3 separate regions of the Homo sapiens genome follow, and regions 2 and 3 are each linked to region 1. Evidence: read pairs that join two places in POLR2A ChIA-PET (ENCODE). Cell type or tissue: PC-9. All regions are shown on one strand.

The links. Peaks named below come from ENCODE experiments on the same cell type or tissue, not always from the same donor. Only the 100,000 strongest peaks of a DNase experiment are listed, where the experiment ranks them.
Region 2: POLR2A ChIA-PET joins it to region 1 with 19 read pairs; 4 of 35 experiments call an interaction of 5 or more read pairs at or near these places.
Region 3: POLR2A ChIA-PET joins it to region 1 with 10 read pairs; 4 of 35 experiments call an interaction of 5 or more read pairs at or near these places.

The regions. Positions count from the first base shown.
Region 1 is chr6:31,113,406-31,115,905 of GRCh38, forward strand. It overlaps PSORS1C1 (psoriasis susceptibility 1 candidate 1), which reads left to right and starts at 1,395. Exons shown (of 6, transcript NM_014068.3): 1 at 1,395-1,486. It overlaps CDSN (corneodesmosin), which reads right to left. Exons shown (of 2, transcript NM_001264.5): 2 at 1,682-2,500. In PC-9, a CTCF peak has its summit at 1,838; DNase peaks (open chromatin) are centred at 1,306 and 1,736; H3K4me3 peaks cover 1,459 bases; H3K27ac peaks cover 2,127 bases.
Region 2 is chr6:30,508,378-30,510,877 of GRCh38, forward strand. No RefSeq gene overlaps it. Among named protein-coding and RNA genes, the nearest start is that of LINC02569, 6.6 kb to the right of the region's middle. In PC-9, no CTCF peak of the experiment used is centred here; a DNase peak (open chromatin) is centred at 973.
Region 3 is chr6:30,515,156-30,517,655 of GRCh38, forward strand. It overlaps LINC02569 (long intergenic non-protein coding RNA 2569), which reads left to right and starts at 1,111. Exons shown (of 2, transcript NR_149088.1): 1 at 1,111-1,456. In PC-9, no CTCF peak of the experiment used is centred here; DNase peaks (open chromatin) are centred at 1,076 and 1,506; H3K4me3 peaks cover 1,308 bases; H3K27ac peaks cover 1,833 bases.

The DNA.
Region 1 (2,500 bases):
CCCATGTCCACATTAAGGGACCTGGTGACTACACTGGACCCACCTGAATAATCCATGATAATCTCTGTGAAGTCAGCCGAATAGCAACCTTAATCCCATCTGGAACCTTAATTTCCCTTTGCCATGTAACCTAATTCCTACGTTCCAGGGATTAGGATGTGGACATCTTTGATGGTGTTGGGGTTGAAGACATCATTCTGCCTGCTACTGGTGGTCAGATGTGCCATAGAGTATAAGAAACCTTGGGAGAAAGTGGCTATTTCCAAGTAACAGTAGAGGAGAGCCTTTAAATGCTGCTGTCAAATGGCCAGGACTTGATCCTTGTTGAAGCTGGGCGATGAGAATGTAGAGATTCATTAACAGTTTGTTGGCTTTTAAATATGTTTGCAAATTTTATTATAAAAATGCAATGGCTTTGTTCTCTCCATGGCTTCCGGGAGGCCCCAGGAGTAGGCTTCCCTGGCTGCCCAAGGTCTAAACATGAGCTGTTGGCTGATTCTACTGCTGTGTCCTCCCCACCTGCCCCTGCTGGCTTAACCACTGGAGGAGTGAAGAGCTCCTCTCCAGAACTGGCAGTGGATGGAGCCCAGAGGCCTTTTTGGATGACATGCATGAGTTTTACACAAGCTTTTAATTTGGAGCACAGCAGGAGACTCGAGGAAACACCACATCAGAGAGCCTTCTCTCCCTGCAATTCCCATTCATGAAGCATCTGAGGACCTCGATTCCTGCCATTGGCTGCAGATCAGGGGCCAGATGCTGGACCAAGGGTGATTCAATCCCTTTCTGGTCAATGTAATACATTTTTGCTGATTCCAGACTTGGAGTTTCAACAGTTCTAAATTCAGGACCAGACAGCACCACCCTGATAGGAGGGAATGGGTTAAGTGCTACAGTAGGGGTGAATTCCTTTGCAGCCAAGCAGAGGCTCTGAGAGGTGGCCTGGGGTGGGGGGTGGGGCTCCTACAGGGACAAGCACAATCCACTCTGCCCTCCTTGGGATGCGGGAACTTCGTCCGCCTCAGCCTCTCCCTGCCTGTCTCAGGACTTAAGTCGCATGGACCCCACCACACACTCCACTTTCTCTCTCTTCTCCAGTGGAAGCGACTCCTCTTTCCCACTGGGGCACTCTGCCTTCTCAGCCCTCACCTGAGAGCCATGTTGCTCACACTCTCACTCTGGACCCCAGCAGAGCAGGGAGTGTGAAGATGGAGAGACCACCGGCAGCTCTGTTCTGCCACAGGCTGGGCCTCTTGATCTAGGCCAGTGAGTCACCCTGCTTGGCTGCACTCCCTGCCCTGCTCCCATCCTCTCAGTCCTTTACTCTCTCCACCCCCAGCTCCAGGAACAACGCCCAACTGGCCTCCTACTCAGCTGACAGGAATCTGGTTGGAGTTGTTGTGTCCCAGCCTTCCCAAGCTTCCAGGTGTCCCAGAAACCCAGGAAATCGAGACTCATGACTCCCAGAGAGGATGGCATCTAGAAGGTGAGGAATGCTAATGGTGGAAGAAAAGGAGTTTGGGTGGGGAGGGGAGGGGAGGGGAGGGAGAGGAAACACTGAGGGCCCTAAATAAGGGGAAGGGGGACCCCACGGTGAATGAGGAATGGGAAGAGAATGGATTTCCTGGAGCAATGAGAGAGGAGGGAAATGGCGGAAGGATCTGGGAGGCCAGGCAATCTCTGCTTTCAGTTCAACAAATATTTATTGTCTTCCTCCTCTGTGGGAGCAGCTGGAAGGTAGAAGAGAAACACAGCCCGCTTTTGAAGGAAAATGAGGAACACAGAGACCTCTAGAGGCGTAGGAAGAGCACCACCCAGACTCTCAGAGGAGACCCAGGACTCCAAGAAGGCAAAAAGTCTGCACCTAGTCCCCACAGTTTACTGAGCCATCTGTCCAGGATCCAGGGACAGCAGGGAGCCTGCTTCAACCTCTGAGGGTGCCCCAGTGTCTCCCTCACCCAGGGAATCATCTGAGCACTGAGGGAAGTGGCCACAGGAAGGGGCTGAGATAAGGGCCTTGAGAGGCAATGGGTGTGTTGGGGACGGTGATCTAGGAGGGCGTGGTGAGCTCTGTAATGGAGGGTGGGGTGGAATTGGGAGCGAGAGCCCAGTGGCATATTGGGTGGGTTGACTAGATGTCGAAGAAAGGTCAGTGAAAAGTGGCCACTGTTTCCAGATGATGGTTTGACTTTGCTTTATTTGGTAAAGGGGAAGAGGAAGGTATAACTTCTTCAGGCGTCAGAGGTGCTCTGAGAGCATTTCAGGGGTTTCCCAGTTGAGAAGCTGATGGGGGTGTTACTCAATGGACCATTTCCACACAGTAGAGGGAATTGTAAGGGGTGGTGATCTGGCTGAGGGGCACTGTGGTGGAATGGGAATTTAAACAGTAGGAGAGAATCAAGAGAGGAGCTTTGAATCTACCATTTTGAGAAGAGGAAGGAGGAAGGGGTGATAAGAGAGAGTCTGCAACCTTGGGGTAGTGGAGAAAGCAGAACCACTC
Region 2 (2,500 bases), 610 kb before region 1:
GTGCTAACCTGACTTCTAAGATGGTCTCCAGTGATCCCCCATCTTAGTATTCGAGTCTTTGTGGAATCCTTCCCACCTTGAGTTTGGTATGGACCTTGTCACTTAATTCTAACCAATGGAATATGACAAAGGTGAAAGTCTATCATATCCATGAGTAGACAATAAGAGTTTGTGGCTTTTATCTTGCTAGCAGACTCATTTACTGACTCAAGTAATCAAGCTGCCATGTTAAGGAGGTCCATGTGGTGAGGAACTGAGAGTGCTCTCAACTCAACATTCAAGAGGAACCAAACCTTCAGTCCTACCACCCTTCGTGCTTCCTACCAACAACTAAGTTAGTGAGCTTGGAAGCTCATCCTTTCCTAGTTGAGTCTTCAGGGAAGACCCCAACTATGATTGCAGCCTTGAGGGGCCCTGAAGAGAGGACCCAGCTATGCTGTATTGAATTGCTGTCCTTCAAATATTGTGAGATAATAAGGGTGTGTTGTTTTAAGCCACTTATTTTAGGACAATTTTTATGCTGTAATGATAACTAATATACAGGAGATGTTCAAAAATACAAGCTACCCAGGAACTGGAGACCTAGGGGCCCATGGCTAGTCACACGTCCCTCTGCCAGGAGTGAGAAAAACACCCCTGGTTCCACTGGATTCTAACTTTTGGAAACCCCACTCACTGGAAGAAGAGGGAGCCCCAGGTTCTAATGAGTTTGTTTTTCAGGCAACCCAGAATGACCTCCCAGCATCATTTCCAGACAGTGTGGCTCCTGACATCACAAATATAGTAGAATAACACCAAACTGAGTAAATAGGACAGTAGGCTGCAGACCCCCTCATGTGCCAATGATCTTTATAAAGACTTAAAACCTCACTATGCATAGAGTTGATAAAGGCACCAAATGAACCAGAGAAAGGAGACTCAAGTCAAGAAAATGTATCTCAACTAGGAAATGTTTTTGTGACCACAAAGGGGAGGAACCAGGAAGTTGTGGTAAACTGTAGCGGAAGTTAAAGCTAAAAAAAAAAATGAGAGAGAACCAGTGAATTTAAAAATACTTAACAGACATAATGACAAAAAGTAGTAAGTACATCTCTTTGGATCGTGAGAAAGAAGATCAGGAATGAAAGATCTAGCTGGGCCTTCCCCCACCCTCCCCAGCCTTGGTTCCCTGATTAGTGCTCCAGGCCTCTCCAGGGCCTGACACTCAATCTTCTCTTGGGAACTAATTATGGCAATGTACCACGAGGTACTGTTCCTCAGACTAAACGTGGTTTTTTGTTTGTTTGTTTGTTTTTTAGACAGGCTCTCACTCTGTCACCCAGGCTGGAGTGCAGTGGCACAATCTCAGCTCACTGCAACCTCTGCCTCCCCAGTTAAAGCAATTCTCCCACCCACTTCAGCCTCCCCAGTAGCTGGGACTACAGGTGCACGCCACCATGCCCTGCTTTATTTTTATTATTATTATTATTATTATTATTTGTATTTTTGGTAGAGACGAGGTTTCACCATGTTGGCCAGGCTGGTCTCAAACTCCTGGGCTCAAGTGGTCTGCCCGCCTCAGATTCCCAAAGTGCTGGGATTACAGGCATGAGCCACTGTGCCCAGCGTAAACGTGGTTTCTTATGTTTTTAAATTCCCCTTGAAAATATTCTCTTGTGACCAAAAAAGACCCTTGGGTGTACAGAGAATAGGTTTTGTCATAACTGTAACTAATGTGAGCTTCCACTAAAAACCCAAGATACAAATATATTCACAACTTTATTTTTCCAGTGATCCATTCTAATACCTCTTGGGGCTTCCTGTGAAATGTCTAAGCACCCCACAGCCAAAGGGTACACTCGTAGTCCCCTTCAGTGCTAAGAACAGAAAAGAAGCTGTTGCTTTTCTCTGCTATAGGTGTTGCTGTTGAAAATTCATCCCACACAATTGATGGAGATAATTTTCACTGCTTTAGTCACCTAAACAGGCCTTGCTGATCCACATTCCTGTTCAGATTACTAGGATTCTCTAAGGGAGGGATGATTGTTGAAGCTGAGTGATGGAAACACTTTGCTATTCTTTCTAATTTTTTATAAATTTTAAGTTTTCAATAATAAAAAGTTAAAAACCAAAAATTAAAAGAATCTGACAGGCCAGATATGGTGGTTCACGCCTGTAATACTAGCACTTTGGGAGGCTGAGGCAGGAGGATCGCTTGAGGCCAGGATTTCGAGGCTAGCCTGGGCAACATAGTGAGACACTATCTCTACACAAAAAAAATTTAAATTGAAAACAAAACGGCATTCCGGCTCCTTGGAGAAACGGTCGATTCTAGGACTGGGGCATCCTATGATGTCAGAAAGTATTTACATGCTCGATTAAAAGGTGAGAACCATATCAAAGGGACACAGGAGCCAACTGGAAATAATTCCAATAGTTAAAATGGAAACAATTTGAGCAACAAAATAAGTAATAATGGAATTGGATTATAACCCATAGAATAAAATAAGTATCCATTAGC
Region 3 (2,500 bases), 600 kb before region 1:
TTGAAATTCTTGAGGCAGGAAGGACCAATTCCCAGCCCTGAATCTTGCATAAAGTGGGTCCTTTTTAAATGGAAATACGGCTACTCCTCAAAGGAAGGCTAGGAATTTTGCTCTGTGTGACCCTAGTCGTAGTTCTTCACAGAGGGCTCCATTTCACTTGCCTTTCCTTCTGCTTTTTTCTTCACTCGTTTCCCCACAGAGCAAGACAAAAGAAGCCGGCAAGGATGGCTCTGGTCAGGGTCTGCCTTCAGCCACCCAAATGGGATTGCAAAGAGGAGGACAGGGATGGAAAGGGGAAAGTTTGATTTGGTTTGGTTTGCTTAGTCTTTCTATTGGTACCACTTCCTTATCCCAACCTCATCATCTTCCCCGATCCCTACCAACCCACTGCAGGCATATGAGCCCTAAAATCTGGGAAAGGCTTTTTTCCCTAGGGGCCCTGGCCTCACAGACTTGCCCAGGGGGGTAAATTCTCAGTGGCTCAGTGGCACGTGCCTCACGTCCTCACCGGCAGCCTAGATAGATAGATAGATAGATAGATAGATAGATAGATAGATAGATGATAGATAGATATATAGTTTTTTTTTTTTTTTTTTTTTTGAGACGGAGTTTCGCTCTTGCCGCTGCCCAGGCTATAGTGCAATGGCGCCATCTCGGCTCACCGCAACTTCCGCCTCCCAGGTTCAAGCGATTCTCCTGCCTCAGCCTCCCGAGTAGCTTGTATTACAGGCATGCGCCACCACACCCGGCTAATTTTGTATTTTTAGTAGAGAGGGGGTTTCTCCATGTTGTTCAGGCTGGTCTCGAACTCCCAACCTCAGGTGATCCGCCTGTCTTGGCCTCTCAAGTGCTGGGATTACAGGGGTGAGCCACCGCGCCCAGCCGGGAGCCCCTATTTTAAGGACGCTATTGCTGTGGAGGAGTAACCCCACTTTTAGGAATCCTTTTCCGTGCGAAAGGCTGTTTGAGATCAGGCGCAACAACTTCTCCCGCTCAGGTTACCCTCAGAAAGGCTATGGACCCCGGACTCCGCCCCAGATTGCATAACAACTGAGGGGTGGGTCCCTATTTCCTCTCTGGGATCTGTAGCCAATCATTCACGAGGTAAACAGAACGACCGAGTTTCTCTCAGCCGAGAACTGTGGCTGCCCCTCCGGTGAAAACAGAGGAAGTGGGAGCGGCAGGAAGCGCTTTGGGACCAGGGCGACCCCTGAAGCGTAGAGGAACCAGGTCACAAGCATACGTGAATGCTCACATTCCATAGTTATCAAATGTATTCAGGTTTAAATTTTACTTTTCTAGAAAAAATGTAAATAATCCGTTGAGAATATTTAATGAAAAATGTTGGTCGTATCTTTATCTGGTCTGCGGCTCTGTCCCTGTTTCCTGGATAGGAGACTACGTCTGTATCTTGTATCACAGGAGGCACCTTCTTCCTGTTTCCTGGCACAGACTTGTAAGTGAATTTCCTGCCCGCCTCCGCCCACAGCGTAAGCCGCGCTGGAACAGCTCACTTATTGCCCCAGATGTATGTGGAGTAACCGCCTTCAGTTTCCTGGTTCTGAGTTTCCGTGTTACTCAAGCAATGCTTCTGCTGAATTTGTCTTTTTTTTTTTTTTGAGACAGAGTCTTGCTTTGTCGCCCAGACTGGAGTGAAATGGCGTGGTCTCGGCTCACTGCAGCCTCCACCTCCTGGGTTCAAGCGAGTCTCCTGCCTCAGCCTCCTGAGTGTGCAACTTATCTTTTTATTTTATTTATTTATAATTTTTTGGCTAATTTTGGCTATTTTGTGTCTGTGTGTGTATTTTTAGTAGACATGGGGTTTCACCATGTTGGGCAGGCTGGTCTCGAACTCCTGACCTCAGGTGATCCGCCCACCTCGGCCTCCCAAAGTGCTGGAATTACAGGCGTGAGCCACCGCACCTGGCCTATTTATTTATTTATTTATTTGTGACTGAGTCTCGCTCTGTCACCCAAGCTGGAATGCAATGGCGTGATCTCGGCTCACTGCTACCTCCACGCCCCAAGTTTAAACAATTCTCCTGCCTCAGCCTCCCGAGTAGCTGGGACTACAGGTGTGCACCACCACATCCAGCTAATTTTTTGTATTTTTAGTAGAGATGGGGTTTCACCATGTTGGTCAGGCTGGTCTCGAACTCCTGACCTCAAGCGATCCACCCACCTTGGCCTCCCAAAGTGTTGGGATACAGGCGTGAGCCACTGCACCTGGTTGAATTTCTCCTTTTAATTGGAGGTTTCATTTTATTTTTCTTTATTTATTTTTTTGAGACGAAGTTGCACTCTTGTTGCCCAGGCTAGAGTGCAGTGGCGCGATCTGGGTTCACTGCAACCTCTGCCTCCCAGATGCAAGTGATTCTCCTGCCTCAGCCTCCTGAGTAGCTGGGAATACAAGCACCCACCACCATGCCCAGTTAATTTTTGTACTTTTAGTAGAGACAAGGTTTTGCCATGTTGGCCAGGGTGGTCTCAAACTCCTGAG